Linked DNA regions of Mus musculus: region 2 is linked to region 1. Evidence: chromatin loops called from intact Hi-C (ENCODE). Cell type or tissue: left cerebral cortex. All regions are shown on one strand.

Region 1 (8,000 bases):
CCTCTGCTTGAATGTGGAAGGGGGTGTCGTCATTGACTTTCGGGGGGGGGGGGGGGAGAAGAGAACCGAGTTAGCGGAGTGGAAATGTAAAGACCTAAGTAAGCTAGAGCTTTAGAGATCCACTTGCAAGTACAGTCTTGTTTACATACAGCTCTGCATCACTGTCCATCTGACAATTTTCTATTGTGCTTGAAAGACACCACCACCACTGGGGGTGGCTAGGTGAAGTTTGTATATATCAGGATCTTAAGGAAACACCGTTTCCCTCTGTCTCTTTCTCTCTCCTCAATCTCTTGCTTATTTCAGTATCAGATATAGTTCCACTTAAGTATCGCCAAGTCCAATTCAATTACTCAACAACTGGGTGAGGGAAACCTAGAAATGATGGCGAACATTGAGGCTCTGCTTTCCTGCAGCCCCTACTACCCTGTCCTGTTTCTCCCAGGGGATCTGTTTCAGAGTCCTACAGCATAGTGCTCCTGGTCCTAGTAATGATCCCAGAGAGGCACAGCCCACCTTGCCACCAGGCTCTGGGGAAGCCACCTTCCATCTCCACACCCAATGGCTTACCCTTGAAGGCGATGCCTGCGTTGTTGACCAGCACGTCCAGGCCTCCGTATTCCTTGAGCAGAAAGTCGCGCAGTGCGCGAATGCTCTGCGGGTTGTCGATGTCCAGCTGGTGGAAGCGTGGGCTCAGGCCCTCCGCCTGCAGCTTTTGCACTGCCGTTTGGCCCCGCTCCTCGTCCCGCGCCGCGAGCACCACGTCCCCGGAGAATTTCCGACACAGGTCACGAGTGATCGCGAATCCGATTCCTTTGTTAGCACCGGTCACCAGCGCCACGGGTCTGCTGGAAGACATGGCTGCGTGAGAAGGGAGGCCGTCGGAGACCAAGGAACTTGGCGCAAACTCTGCCTCTCGAGGCTGCTGGAGAGTGGTTCAAGACCGGTTCACTGGCGGACTGAAATTGGCGTCGACAATGTCGCACCTAGCACGCATGCGCAGTTTAAGCCCCCTCCCTACGGGGGGCGTGGCTGGTGGGGGGTGTGTTTGTTGTTTAGTGTGGATTTTAAAGTTGCCTCTTGTCAAATTGCTGTGTATTTAGGAAATGGCTCACCTTACCTGAACTCCGTTTTTTTTTTTTTGTTTTTTGTTTTTTTTTTAAATAAAAGTTTACCATGCAACGAAAGGTGTCAGGTTGTCTGTTATCTCAGATTATGCATTATGCAGTTGGGGGTTACATACCAGCCAGGAAAAAAACCGGCCAGGTCAAATGACTGACATCTCAGGCTTTTTCCTGAAGGCGTGTTGAAGCCAGCTGCCAGGCAAGACTGCAGGAGAAGGCGAGAGAGAGAGAGAGAGAGAGAGAGAGAGAGAGAGAGGGAGGGAGGGAGGGAGGGAGGGAGGGAGGGAGGGAGGGAGGGAGGGAGGGAGGGAGGGAGGGAGGGAGAGAGAGAGAGAGAGAGAGAGAGAGAGAGAGAGAGAGAGAGAGAGAGAGAGAGAGAGAGAGAGAGAAACACAGCTTTGCACCTGGAAATCATGCATTCAGCTTGCCCACGGGTCTAGGTCTTCCTCATTACTTGTATGAATTTTTCACTGTTTTCCCCAACTTGCAAATTGGACCTCTGTACGTTTTCTTTCTGGTGTTTAAAAAAAATAACATAAAGCTGCCACTTAAGTTGTAGGAACTTGAATTGTAGGACAAACTGGGAGATTATGATGAGGAATCGCAATTTGTGTTGAATTCACCTCTTAGGACACCAAAGCAAAGCTATTGGGGTAATCTTTGGGCAGGAAACATTCCTTACTAGCCTGTGGTATCCCTTTAGATACTTCTAATTGCTTTGTCTTACCTGGATGTTTGTATTGAGTGTACAGATGTGTACAGGGCCTTCAGGGGATGCTGCTCTTCTGTGCACCACAATGCACCCTTTTAGTCCCTTTTTAAGATGACATGATGCCATATGCTCGCAAAATGACATTTGGTTCAGTCGTGGGAAACAGATTTCGTCACTGGTTCCTAACACCCTGGCTATAGGGATCTCCAGGTCAAGTTTCGTTTCCTCTCCATTCAGTAGGTTGCTATTAGAAACAAGTGGCCATTTAGATTAAAATAAGACATTTTAGTTATACTGACCCCACAGGAAGACCTCTCTGTGTGTATGAAGGTCATTGTATTAGGAATACAGTAAAATAAAGGAGACAGGTATAAGATTTCCATTTCAAAATATTCTACTGCCTCATATACATTGCTTGTAAATTGCCGTTCAAAGTAAGCTCCTAGTCAATTGCTTAAGAAACCTGAATAATCCAAAAAAAAAAATGCTGCCCAGGGTGGGATGGCTCAGCAAGTGAGGGCAAGGACCTTGGTCACCCAGCAGCCTGAGTTCAATCCTTGGAACCCATGTAACCACAGGAAGCAAGAACGGTGTATGCGTGTTCTGATTGAACCCATGTCTGCGTACCATGTGCCATGCCCAGAGGGCAGAAGAGGGCACCGGGCATCAGATCCCACAGACTGGAGTCACACGAGGTTGTGAGCTGCCGAAAGTATAGTAAAACACCACGTATCCACAGCAAGACAAGCTTCCAGTTCTGTTCAGACTCCTCTTTTGTGACCTCAGGTAAATTTATTCATTCTGTATGATTTCCTTGGCATTTTAGGTTTTGTGTCCATCACAGTCAAGGCATAAAAGGATCTTGTTGGTCTTGCTTGAGCAAACACCCCTCCAGTGTCCTCGGCGCTCAGCAGTGTCACATAGATGTGGTCACACCTTGCATGGTCTGGATACCTGCTCTGTCATCCAGGATAATTTAGCTGTTTATGGTTTGCTCTTTTATATATCAGTGACTATTTGGTCTGCAATCTCCATACCCCCAGGGACTTTCTTCTGTTGCTGGAGTGAGACAGATGTTCATTGAATTATTTCAGTACAAAAGCCACGCAGGGGTAGTTCGTGGTGTATAAGGAACCTTGAGGGCAGTGCAGATCCTGCTGTCTTAATAAACAAAGTTGCAGAAGAGCATAATGAATGACAATTAGGGGGTGGGGGAGGTTTTGGGAGACAAGCTAGGGTCCTCCTGATCACTCTTGATTTATTATTTGCGCCTTGCATTAGAAACTGCCTCAATCTGTTAAAGATGTTTCAAGACAGATCAAAGCCATTCAAGATGAACTTGGCTCTTTGCCACCATGGTGGGGACTGACCTCCTCAGTGCATCCCACGGAGTGATGTACACTCTCCTCAAGGGACAATGCTGTCTTTACAGCAACCAATCAAAGGTGGCTTGTATGAGGCCCAGAGGCTTAGGGACCAGATACTGAAAATCCAGTGTCCTTCTTGCATCCTGGCTCCTCCCCATTCTCCTGACTTTCCTCTGTATCCTCCTTATCCTGACCTTTTGGCCTTTTAACCTTTTTCCCCCCTTCATCTTCTCTGGAGACAGGGTTTCTCTGTGGAGCCCTCACTGTCTTGGGATTTGCTAGGTAGAGCAGGCTAGCATAGATCCACCTGCCTCTGCCTCCAGAGTGCTGGGGTTAAAGGCATGTGCCATCATACCGAGCCCTAACTTTTTTGTTTGTTTGTTTTTTTAACAGAAGTTTCTCTTGGATCGTTTCACTGACATTACTCAGTTATTCATACAAATCAAAGCCAAAACAGTACTTCTTTTAGAGTCATGCCAGATCAAACCCCTAGAAAATGATGCTCCCTGCCAGCAGGAACTAGGTAGACAGAAACAGTCGCCCCTATCCTTTGCATATAAAGGATCTGGAACAAACACCGCACCCCCCCCCCGCGACCCCCCCTCCCAATCAAGACCCTGAAATTGAATTCAAACGTAGCGATTCAGAGATTGCAGAAATAAAAAGTAGCTGATATTGTTAGCATCAGGACCTCCCAAACCTATGACATCACATAGGCGACAGCGCGACCTGCAGCATATTCCCAGCATCCACTTGGCTCACCTCCCACCTTTACCTTCATTACGTCATTTTCCATATAAATAAGGAGAACGCCCCCTCTGTCACTCCCTCTTTTCTCTTTCCGCCGCCACCTCGTCCCTCTCTCTCAATAAAACCTCTTCCACGTGGAACTGTTTTGGCCTAGTATGCTGTTAAGACGCGACCTGACATTCTAACACATCAGATATCTATCCCAGTGGCAGTGGTTGCAAAAACGTACAACAGGCGCTGTAGTGTCAGAACCCAGCTTTCTCATTCTGTCCCTTTCTCCCTTCCACATCCTTAGCTACAAAAACTCCAGCTTAAAGCATGAAATGTGCCTTTTCCTGACCTCTGGTCTTTATGTGACAAAGTCCCGTGCTTGGATCGCGACATGCAGAGCTAGAACTAGAAAACCCACTTCTTTGAGTAAAGCTTGCTCCTCGCTGTTTGAGGACGTCTAAATTCTCTCTCTCTCTCTCTTTTTATTTCTTCCCATAATCCTAATTCGTACTTTTACTCTGACCCTAACAGTTCCAGTAACAGTCTTGGGACAAGACAGAAATGCCTTCATAGTGGATAAGAGGAAAGGCGGGGGACAGGCTGTCTGGGAGAATGGACCGCCTGGGTCCTGGCAGCTGGAGGGCAGGGCAAGGTGGGGATCAGGTAAGCCAGTCTGGTGGAGGGGGCAGGAAGTCGGAGGAAGAAAGGACACGGTGAGGAAAGACTTCCCGTTGGCTATTTGGAGCATGGGTCAGCAGCTATGCTCATCGCGTTATGGCGTAGCTGTGGAGGCCTGGGAGTTGCGCATGCGCGTGCCAGAGGCGTAGGCTCGCCGCACCGCAGCCGCTTTCTCCGTAGCTGGTGGAGCGGTCTGCGTCCGTACCCCGGCTTCGCCGCGGTTTCTAAGGTAAGCAGGAGCACTTCCGGTGGGCCTGGCGTTGCCTGGGCAACGGGAGCGGGGTTCCGTTGGCTTTTTTGAGTTCTGTGTAGCTCCAGACCCCAATTTCCTCTGCGCGTGTGGAACCTCTCCCGGAACGGAAGTCAGGACCAGAGCGACTACTGCGCAGGCGTGGTGTGCGGCCAGCGGGCCTGGGTTGGTTCGCTGGTGCGGGTGGCATGGATTGATTGATGTCCGGTCCGTCCAGGACTGCGAGCCAGGACGGCGCTGTGGCGTGTGGCCATCACTGAGGCCCCGGTGGCAAGCAGGGGGCAGGGCTGCGGTGGAACTGCGCGTCCTTGTGCACCACACGTGGGCTCCAGGACGGACCTGGTGCCTGGCTCCAGACTGACTCGTAAAGCAAGTCTTGCTGCCGAGGTAGATTAAACTACCTGGGCGGCTTGGTGGGCGGTCCTTTCCTGCCCTCCTTTATTTTTAGAGTAGATTTTAAAATCATTTCCACTGGTTTGGCACATGTTAGATGGATGTCACTTTAGTACGGTACAGGGTAGGATGGAAGTAGTAAAGGCTGTTAAGAATGCTGGACGTGGTGGCGCACGCCTTTAATCCCAGCACTTGGGAGGCAGAGGCAGGCAGATTTCTGAGTTCAAGGCCAGCCTGGTCTACAGAGTGAGTTCCAGGACAGCCAGGGCTACACAGAGAAACCCTGTCTCGAAAAACCAAAAAAAAAAAAAAAAAAAAAAAAGAATGCTTTCATATAATGTTCTCTAGGGCGTTTTGTTACAGAGTCCTGGCATTCTTTTTACCCAGAGGCAGGACCCAAAGGGGTTTATCTTATGTATAAAGGTAAGTTGCCTACAGGTATGTCTACGCACCACACGCTTGCAGTGTATAGAGAGGCTAGAAGAGGACATTGGATCCCCAGGCAGTGGAGTTACACATACGGGTGCTAGGAACTGAACCCTGATCTGCAGGAGCCCCTTGCGCTCTTAACCCCGGAGCTATCTCTCCAGCTGCCCACTCCCCGCCCCTATCTTTTAAACTAGAATTTTCTTCAACTTTAGTGTTACTCAGTATTTCTTGTATGGTTTTAAATGTTAGCATGTATCTTCCAAGGACGCTTGCCTGTGTTTCTGTTGTTAGTTTCTACAGTTGGTCTACACTCTTGTCTGTTCCTGGATCTTTCCTTTTTGGCCTCTGAGAGGCTAATGTGGAATGGAGTCATTTTATGTCTTCCGGTCTCTCTGCCTTGTGCTCTCTTTAGTCTACTGCGAATGCCCATTTTAATCATTCTGACCTTTAGAGCTAAAAATCCACTTTACACCGAGTGGGGCTTATTTATTTTTTCTAAGACTTTTGAACTGATGGGTGCTTCATAATGACCGGGTATTTTTTGTATTAGTTATTATTTTATGTGCATAGATGTTTTGCCTTCGTTTTCTTCTGTGCACTGAGCTGTGTCTCCAGTCCCTGTGTGTTCTTCAGCACAGTTACGTAGCACTATACTAAATGTTCACTAGCATTGAGCTGTGAAAGTCACCAGAGGATATGTTTAGAAAATCAGCTGTGAGATTTTAGTCGGTAGGGCCTCCTGATGGTTTTGTTTGCTCCTTTTAAAGCAGTGGTTCTCAACCTTCCTGATGCTGCTATCCTTAAATACAATTCCTGATGATATAGTGACCCCAGCCATAAAATAATTTTGCCGCTATTTCATAACTGTATTTTTGCTACATTATGAATCATAGTGTACATGTCCAATATGAAGCATATCTAATAGACGACCCCAAAGGGGTTGTGAATCACAGGTTGAGAACTACTGTTTTAGAGGCTTCCCCTCATAAGTGGAACTTGTTACTTCAGGGATCCCAATTGAGCACTAGATAAAATGGTTTGGTGTTCAAAGCTTTTAAGAAAAGGATTTTTTTTTTCCTTAAAGAATGAAAACATGGGGCTGGAGAGATGGCTTAGCATTTACAAACACTGACTACTCTTCCAGAGATCCTGAGTTCAATTCCCAGAACCCACATGGTGGCTCACAACCATCTGTAATGGGATCCAATGCCCTCTTCTGGTGTGTCTGAAGACAGTGACAGTGTACTCATTTATATGTAAAATAAATAAATATTTTCTTAACAAAAAAAATCCTGAAAACATTCACCAAAATAAGTATTTGTATATTCAAAGGTGCCCAGGCCCGTGGTTCTCGTCCAGCTGGAAGGGAGGGCTGAGCTGCGAGTTGTTCTCAGCTAAACACAGCACAGGCTCCAGGGATAGCATGCAGAGACGAAGAGGAAGAACAGAGAGGGCCAGGAAGAGACGGCGGCGAAGCTCTGGTTCAAGAGCAGGTACAGGCTGCTGCTCCTGGGAGGAAGCCCTGTGTAGAGGAGGGTCTGCTCACCGTGCTCCTCAGAGCACTGTTGTTCCTAAGGAACACTTGTTAATGGCGTCCCTGTGTGCTGTGAGAGGTGAAATGTGCCTTACACACTCCTTCTGGTTTCTTCTCTGTGGCTCTGCTTCTGTCTGTCCATCCCTTTCCCTCCTCCTGTCTGTCTATCCCTTTGCTCTGCTCTCTCTCTCTCTGAAGATGATCAGATGTGTGTCTGATCGACGGTGTGAAATACTTTGGTCTCGTCCTCGGCCTGGTGGATGCTGCCTTTTCATGGATTTCTTGCATCTGTCGTCTTTGGTCTTGTTTTCTCTGTGTTGAATATCTGCTTTTTGTTTCTCTGTTTCTCCTTTAGTGTTTTATATTAGATTGGTATATTAATTTCTAATTGCTTTTTCACTATATACTTTTTACATAAGTTTATTTTCATTTTATGTACGTTGGTGTTTTACCTGCGTGTATGCCTGTGGGAGGGTGTTGGGTCCCCTAGAATTGTACTTACAGGCAGTTGTGAGCTGCCATGTGGTTGCTGGGAATTGAATTTGGGGGTCTCTGGAAGGGCAGTCAGTGCTCTCAACCACTGAGCCATCTCTCCATCCTATATATGTGTGTATATATGTGTGTGTGTTTGTGTGTGTGTGTGTGTGTGTGTGTGTGTATGTGTGTATGTATAGAGTTTCACTGCGTATCCCAGGCTGTGCTTCTACTCATTATATAGACCAGGCTAGCCTCTAACTCACAGATGTCTGCCTGCCTCTGTCTCCTGAGAGCT
Region 2 (8,000 bases), 180 kb before region 1:
AGGGTTAGGGTTACGGTAGGGTTAGGGTTAGGGTTAGGGTTAGGGTTAGGGTTAGGGTTACGGTAGGGTTAGGGTTAGGGTTAGGGTTAGGGTTAGGGTTAGGGTTAGGGTTACGGTAGGGTTAGGGTTAGGGTTAGGGTTAGGGTTAGGGTTAGGGTTAGGGTTAGGGTTAGGGTTAGGGTTAGGGTTAGGGTTAGGGTTAGGGTTAGGGCTACTCAGGGAGACTCCTGTTCCAAACAACCAAAACAACAGCAGCAGCACCTCCCAACAGTGCCCCGCCCCCGAGACAAAAACCACATCAACCTCCTGGGACTGGTGCTCGCCCGCCCGGGATCTAAGGTACAATTGTAAGTAACAAGCTGTGCACGGTGACAAAGTGGATAGAGAGCACTAGTCACCCACTCTCCCCTCCATCATGCTTCGACACTGAGAACACTGGCCACCGCATGTCTCCATCTTGCTCTCTCTCTGGCTGACCATGAGACTCTCTTTTTCCTCAAGGTGCCAGTGGATAAACATCTTTATGACAAGAAGCCCAGACCACACCTTCGCTAGGCCTGCTATGAGCATCTCCTGCCTACCCCTCAATTATTGCTCTGTGTAAACCTTGAGTGTTTGTTAGGGCTCTGGGGAGGTACCTGCGGACACTGGAGCAGTGGACCAGTAGTTGAGCCTAGCTTGCTGGACCTTCGAGTGGTTTTCCTTTCTGTTGCTATGACCAAATATCTGAAAACAATGTAAGGCAGGGGGTGAAAAGGGGTGGGGCTGGGGTGGAGCTGGGTGTTGGTAATTCTGGCTTACATTTTGAAGTGATAATTCTTTCTCAGTGGGGGCCAGCTAGATATACTGTATTTACCCCAGGAAGCAGAGAGCATACAGGAAGTGGGGGCTGGCTATAAAGCCTTAAGGCTCCATCAGTGATCTACTCCCTCCAGAGACTCCCACTCTTAATGGTTCCATATTCTTCCCCAACAGTGCCACCAGCCAGGACCCCATGTTCTCGCACATGCGCACAAACACACACACACACAGAGGCAAGCACACATGCAGGAGCAATGGCTTCTGCCTGAAACTCCAGGAACACCACTCTAAGTAAGCAGTCATCCTGAAGGAAGCTGGAGAACACGCAGGTTATTTGCTAACAGTCGCTGAAGCCAGGAGTGCTTTCCCCTCCCATGCAGGAGGCCCTGGATTCAACCCCTTCCACCACACTGCAGCGCAAAAAACCAACCGAATAAAAACCAAGTAAAAACCAGTTATTCCACAGTGCTGGGAGCAACCTCCTAACATTTCCATCTGCTATTAAAAAGCCGTCTTTTCTAGTTCTGGCTTTCTGTGGTTTATCATGCTAGGAGCAAAAGTGGTCCGCCTCCAAAGCCCTGCCCTGCCCTGTGCTAGGAGACTCAGCTCAGGAACTGAGGCCTGCGGCTCAGTCATCCGTTCCTATCTGGGGGAAATCGATGTGTGTTCACACCTCCTCAGAAAAAGTGTCACTCGAAAGACTATATGTTAAATATAGACATAAACTGGATTCTAGAGGCTTGTAATTAAGTGCTGGTTATACTTTCCAATATTTTTAAACTCAAGAAATGTAATTTTGTTTGGTCTTCTTCTTGTGCCCAGCCTAAAGCAGGACATATACATTCACTTAAAAGGCATGAAGAGCACACAGGTGTGCCATCACTGACGACCTGAGCAGTTATAAAAGCTGTAAGCCGTACTGGGAGGCCTGTAAACTCATGTGTTAAGAGAAAGGATTTATATCTAATTTATAGCTAGCTATAAAAAAAGGAGGGCACTGTCTGTATTCTAAGAACAAAATTTATGCACATATAGAAAACCAGAATCTAGAACTTTATGCTTACAACAAAGCTTTCTCTGTTGGTCACGGCAGAGGCAGACAGTCTCCCCAGTTGGGTAACCACAGCCAGGCTATCCACACCCACGCCCCACGTGTGGTCAGGCACACAGCCCCCTTTGAGCTCAGTGACTTGTTAGTACCTGTGGGGAGGAGCCAGGTCAGTAGGTGCAGGAGGGGGAGGAGAGGGTATTGGGAAATGAGTTCCATCAAATGAGCCTATGAAATATCAAAGAAAAATATTTAAAAACATAAAAACTGGCCTTCTCTTGATAAAACACACACTCTCTCTCCCTCTTCCTCTCATCCCATTGTATGTTGGGAGATATTAAGACAACTCTATTGTCTTGATCTCTAATTGGGCCTCTCCCCCGAGAAGAAAAGGGGGTCAAAAGCGGGCCACCGACGCACCGTTCCAAGAACAACCACAGAATGTTCCAGCCCTAAGTCAGCGCCAGATGTCCTGACCACAAGATGTACCCTGATACCACCAAGTTCCTGCTTCCCCCGTGTAGTTGCCAAAAGAAAAATTTCCGCTGCCCCATCCCTCCTGCTGAGAAGTACTTCCTCCTTTGCTTGTGCATTTAAGCCTTGAACCTTGCTGAATACAGAGAGACCTTGATGCTACTCAGACTGCTTCCTTGTCGTTCTTGCACTTGGTTTCCGTCTCTCCCTCCCCCCATTTGGTTCTTAGGAGAAGGTCCCCTCGAGACCCTCGAATAACTGGACCTGCTGGATGGGTCAATTGTATTTTATAACAATGTGGTTGCTGGGAACCAAACTTGGGTTCCCCACAAGAAGAGCAAGTCTTCTTGGCCGCTGACCCAATACTCTTAAATGTATTCTGAGGGAATGGAGCTTTGTGAACTGATGATCCCCGACAAAAGGTAGCACCCTTTCTTAGCCACTGAGGGCTGCAGAGACTAGGTATGCTGCAGACGCAGAGCTGGGGGCTCTATGAACTGCCTTTAGTTCAGTATCGGAATCCATCCCCACACCTCCGGCTGACTTAACATCCTTTCAACGGTCAGGCAAAACCCATAACCGCTAAAGACACCATGTGATAGAGCTTGGCTTGCCTCACCTGCTCCCCGTGCTCCCTCTGACTACTGAGTGTGCCTTGCTCTATGGCTTTCTTGTTCTATGACAATGAAAGTCCATCCAATTGCTTCTGGTGTCGGAACACATCGGTCACAGCAACCCAAACCTGTGCCTCAGGCCATGGCCACTCATATTTGGCTCAGAATAAACTCTAATTCCCTTTGAAGCAGGAGCTGTGTTTTGCATTGGCTGCTTGTTTTAGAGTAAATTTTAACTATGCCCTGTCTATATTCCACAGGAGTGTAACTTTGTTCTATGATGCTGCCACTTTAGGTGGACTCCAGGGAAACTCTAGGGCCACCTCTTTACTCCTCGTCATTGGGACAGACTGAAACCCAGAAGGGCTCACCAGTAATGCCTTTAGGCAACGGTGAGCTGTGGGGATGGTAACGCTCTATTGACAGTGAGCGAGTGCTCTGCTCGAATCCCTCCAGTAGGTGGCGATGTTCACTAGCTTCACCGCTGGCTCCAGCTGCACTCAGCTCTGCTGGGACCCTCTAGAACAAGCAAGCAGCTTAGATCCCTTTTAAGTACCTCAGCTGCCCTGATGGACTCCATGTGGCAACGCAGTAAAAGGTATTCGGATGTCACAAAGTCCCAAATCCCTTGAGACTGAGAAATGTACCTGAAACCAGGGCAATTTTAACAGAGCCCAAGTAACCAAAACCTGTTTTCAAAAGGTGACTGTCAGGCGGGAGGTCTTTGGGACAAAGAAGACACCCCTCCTCCACCAGGAAGAAGCCAGTGCTCGTGGGACTCCGAGACAGAACAAAGAGAGTCCCACCAGGTTGCCAGGCTTACAGAAGCCGGCCCAGAACACTGGACAAAGCACACACTTGGTTTCAGATTCTAAAGTGACCACTTGACACAGGACACACGACCAGACCCCCAAACCCAGACCATCGTGGTGATTTCATGGACCTCCTACCCTGACGACCCCCGTAACTAATCCTGAATAAACCTGCCTTTTACTTAGGGGGTCTGTGTGTAAATCTACACATTCCTGGCTTTTGTTCTGTCCTTTCTAAACCTGGTAGCTTGATTTGGGGAAGACAGGGGCAGAAGAAAAATTTCTTTCTCTCCAGGTTTTGATCAAAACTGTAAATAAATTCAAGAATCATCTTTATCATCATCTTCTTCTCCTCTTCCTCCTCCTCTCTCTTTTTCCCCCAGACTCCTCTTCCTCCTCAGATTTATTTATTTTATGTAAGTGACCACACTGTGGCTCTCTTCAGACACACCAGAAGAGGTCCTCAGATCTCTTTACAGATGGTTGTGAGCCACCATGTGGTTGCTGGGGACTGAGCTCAGGACCTCTGGAAGAGCAGTCAGTGCTTTAACCTCTGAGCCATCTCTTCAGCTCCCCAAACTGTCTTCTTTGAATCCCAGACAGTGGTAGGTGTCACAGCCAAGCACTACTGGTGGAGGGCTCCACGGCAGCTCTGTCCCAACCTGTAGGCTGCTACCCTGCCTTCCTAGAAAGCAAGAAGAAAACCTGCAACGGGGGTGGGGGGTGGGGTGGGGGCTGGTGAGATGGCTCAGTGGGTAAGAGCACCCAACTGCTCTTCCAGAGGTCCAGAGTTCAAATCCCAGCAACTACATGGTGGCTCACAACCATCTGTAATGAGATCTGATGCCCTCTTCTGGAGTGTCTAAAGACAGCTACAGTGTACTTACATATAATAAACAAACAAACAAACAAACAAACAAACAAACAAAAAACCCTGCAACCTCCAGGCAAGGAACGTTTGAATGGCTGTGCTAACTGGTCTCTGCTTAAACTCCATTGAGGAGTAGCCTGACACGAAACAACAGGTTCTGGGAGTTTGTGTTAATGTGCTTTGCCCTCTGTCCCCATACACAGAACAACTCAGAATCCCGTTAGGTCACTGGTTCCTTAGTTTTCCTTCATCTGGAAAAGCTGCTTCCATGGCGGGCCTGCTGGAATACTATAACAAAATGTTGCCTGTTTAAGTGCAATAAGAGCTTTACGATTTATTTATTTTTATTTTAGGGTGCTTTGTCTGCAAGTATGTCTGTGCACCAAATGTATGCAGTGCCACTGGAGTCCATTGGAGGGCGCCAGATCCTCTGGAGCTGGAGTTACAGATGGTTGTGGGTCACCATGTGGGTGCTGGGAACCAAGCCCTCGTCCTCTGCAAGAGCAGCTGGTGCTCGTAATCACTGAGACATCTCTCAAGCCTCAACTATAGGCGAAAGCAGGAAGATCAGAAAGCTATTCTGGGAAACTCAGCAAGAGTAAGAATTTTGAAGTGACTTGGTATACAGCTCAGGAGTCCTGGCTGGTCCCCAGCTGCACAGAAACAGTGAGACCAGCCTGGGCTGGCGGCCTAGGCCTATGACCCAAGCCCTGAGGAGACTGAGGCAGGAAGACTCTGAGTTTAAAGCTAACCTGAGCTACACAGCAAGACCATTTCTCAGAAAACAGGGCCAGGAGGAAAGAGAACCAGATTAGATGTCCATCAACAGATAGGTAGGAAAATGCGGTAAAAATTGTAGCTGTAAGGAAAAATAAATGAATCTTCTTTTGCAGGAAGATTGAGGCAACTGGAAATCATCATGTTAGCAAAATAAGACAAATAATGTGAACTTTCTATCTGTATGTATGCAACTATGTGTGTATATGTAGGCATGAATGTGCATGCGTGTGTACATGTGTCATGAAGCCAGAATTAGGTTGTAAGAGAGTTAGACACAATCCTAAGGGAGGTGGGAGATGGAGAGGATGAGGGCAGGACAGGGCAGGGGTTCCTCCATCTTACATGTGAGTGTGACAGGGCAGGACAGGGCAGAGCTTCTTTCATCTGTAGTCTTGCTCAGGCCATGTCAGGTTTAACTAGAATTTGATCTCCTTGATGGAGAATCCTGTAGAAAACTGCCCAACTCTATTCCAGGACCAGAGGCCAAGACGCCCCCAGCTAACTTACCTTAGCTGCTCTTTAACTGCTTGCTTCTGCAAACCTCCCCTGCAGCTGCAGAGGGAAACAACAGGAAGTAACTTTTGCCTTTAAAAGCTCCTTGGTCAGGCTGGAGAGATGGCTCAGCAGTTAAGAGCACTGACTGCTCTTCCAGAGGTCCTGAGTCAATTCCCAGCAACCACATGGTGGCTCACAACCATCTGTAATGGGGTCTGATGCCCTCTTCTGGTGTGTCTGAAGGCAGCTACAGTGTACTCATCATATATATAAAATAAATAAAACCTTTGAAAAAAAAAACCAAAAACCAAAACAAAACAAAAAACCCAAAAAGCCTTGATCTAAATGCTCTGGGCTGCACTTAAGCCCTGGATACCCAAGTATAGTACCAGCCACTGAGTAGACATTCAGATGACTATAAATGGTTGAGTGGTCATCTCTGTAGTCAAGGAATACTGTACATCTATTTTTAATTGAGTCTTTGGTTAAAAAGAATAGCCACAGACTTAATATTCGTAACTGCAGACCAGTGATGCCCGAAGTATATCATGACTTTGTTTGTTTGTTTGTTTGTTTGTTTGTTTTTGAGATGGATCCTTACTAAGTAGCCATAGAATTCACTATGTGGCTTGGAACTCATAGCAATCCCCCTGCCTCAGCACCCTGGTTTTAGTATTCTGGTCCTCAATGCTGGGATTATACGCATGGGCCACTACATCTGGGTAAGTTTTACTGTTTGAATTTTTGAATTTTCTTATGAACACGCTTTGCTTTTATACTGGGGCAAAGAGAAAGTTTTAAGGAAAGCTTCCTGGGAGGAGAAAGATTCGTGCTTTAGAGATATCAATGCCCAGCTCACAATAGACCCTGCCCAAGACTGCTTGATCTTCCTTCCTGAGTGGAAGAGGCTTAGAACCCAGGCAAAGCTAAGATGCAGTTCTGGGTAAGGGTTATTAGCAACAGTGGCATTCTTACAGACTACAGGATGACAGACTACTGGACCTTCCCCAACAGTCTCATATACACACCTGCAGGTCTTTTTGGTCCTTCTTGCTTTCCAGGTTGGGTGTTCTTGTCACAAAGTCATTCAACATGCTGTTGAGAGACAATCAGCTTCTGGTCAAAATGTTACAGAAATAAAGATAAAATGTATCCCTCCTATAGAAAACACTGTATCTGTGTGGATGTGGAGAATCTATACCTGAGAAGCAGAAAGTATCCAGGGGGAGCCAGGTTCAGCTGCGCAGCCTCCTTCAGGACGCCCAGGAGGGAAGGGAAGGCCTCCTGCAGGTCTGGTATGGACAGTCTGTTTAAAAAACAAGACCAAATCTGAGCACATTTCAGATGCAGGGAAGCAGCTGGGAGAACAGCACAGCTGCCTGGCCTCATGGCTGCCCGGCTTAGTTTATTACAGTCTCTGCAAGCTCAGAGTCAGTCCTGGGGCAAGCACCTGCAGGTGGGGAACCTGGAGCAGCTTCTGACATGTGGCCACTCCGCCTTTCACTGTCTGGAAAATGAAAGCCTTGGCCAGCTGCTCAGCTTTCATTCTTGGCCATGCTTGCCCAGCGCTGAGGACAGCATGCATCATGGGTGGTAAAGACGCAGCGTGAAGGGAGGTGAAACACGCATTTGACCATTGCCCAGGGCAGCTCTCGAGAGGGTCAGGCCTCTACGGCAGCGAGGAGGGTGCTGACATCTCGGCTGTGCAGCCAGGCACTGCAGTACAGTTTGCTAAAGCACAGATGCAGTCAGAGGGCCCCAGGTCCACACCCTGGTGCCTACCTTCCTGCCTCTTGTTCCACCTTGGTGGCTCCTCCTCTGCAGCAGAAGGACGATAAAAATCTGCCCTGAAGCTGCTGAGCAGCTCAGAGCCACTAAAAGCCACAGAGGTCAGCTGGTGTCACAGTAGCACTGGCTATCCCAAAGAGTGGCATGACTAGCCCAGAAGACTGCAAAAGATGCTCCTGAGAGAAGGCTGACACTAGTTTGAATTTAACATCAATCAGCCCAGTGACTGCTGGGATGGCAGTCCTCAGTTTACCTGTCTGTGGCTGCACACTGTGAAGAGGAGGAGTAGCTGAGATGTTAACTGTGCGAACCAAGGA

What was found. Hi-C counts contacts between places; a loop is a spot of excess contacts. Peaks named below come from ENCODE experiments on the same cell type or tissue, not always from the same donor. Only the 100,000 strongest peaks of a DNase experiment are listed, where the experiment ranks them.
Region 2: a loop joins it to region 1, with 2.7 times the contacts of the local background. A loop is called at or near these places in 4 of 42 quality-filtered maps.

The regions. Positions count from the first base shown.
Region 1 is chr16:93,600,825-93,608,824 of GRCm38, reverse strand. Setd4 (SET domain containing 4) reads left to right here and starts at 5,010. Exons shown (of 12, transcript NM_145482.3): 1 at 5,010-5,259; 2 at 5,614-5,688; 3 at 7,027-7,187. The coding sequence starts at 7,118. Cbr1 (carbonyl reductase 1) reads right to left here and starts at 988. Exons shown (of 3, transcript NM_007620.2): 1 at 571-988; 2 at 1-36. The coding sequence starts at 859. In left cerebral cortex, no CTCF peak of the experiment used is centred here; DNase peaks (open chromatin) are centred at 956, 4,023 and 4,878; H3K4me3 peaks cover 2,743 bases; H3K27ac peaks cover 2,042 bases.
Region 2 is chr16:93,781,402-93,789,401 of GRCm38, reverse strand. It overlaps Dop1b (DOP1 leucine zipper like protein B), which reads right to left. Exons shown (of 37, transcript NM_027293.1): 25 at 7,097-7,201; 26 at 6,924-6,990. Among named protein-coding and RNA genes, the nearest start is that of 2310043M15Rik, 9.5 kb to the left of the region's middle. In left cerebral cortex, CTCF peaks have their summits at 3,394 (motif pointing right) and 5,049 (motif pointing right); DNase peaks (open chromatin) are centred at 1,952 and 3,392.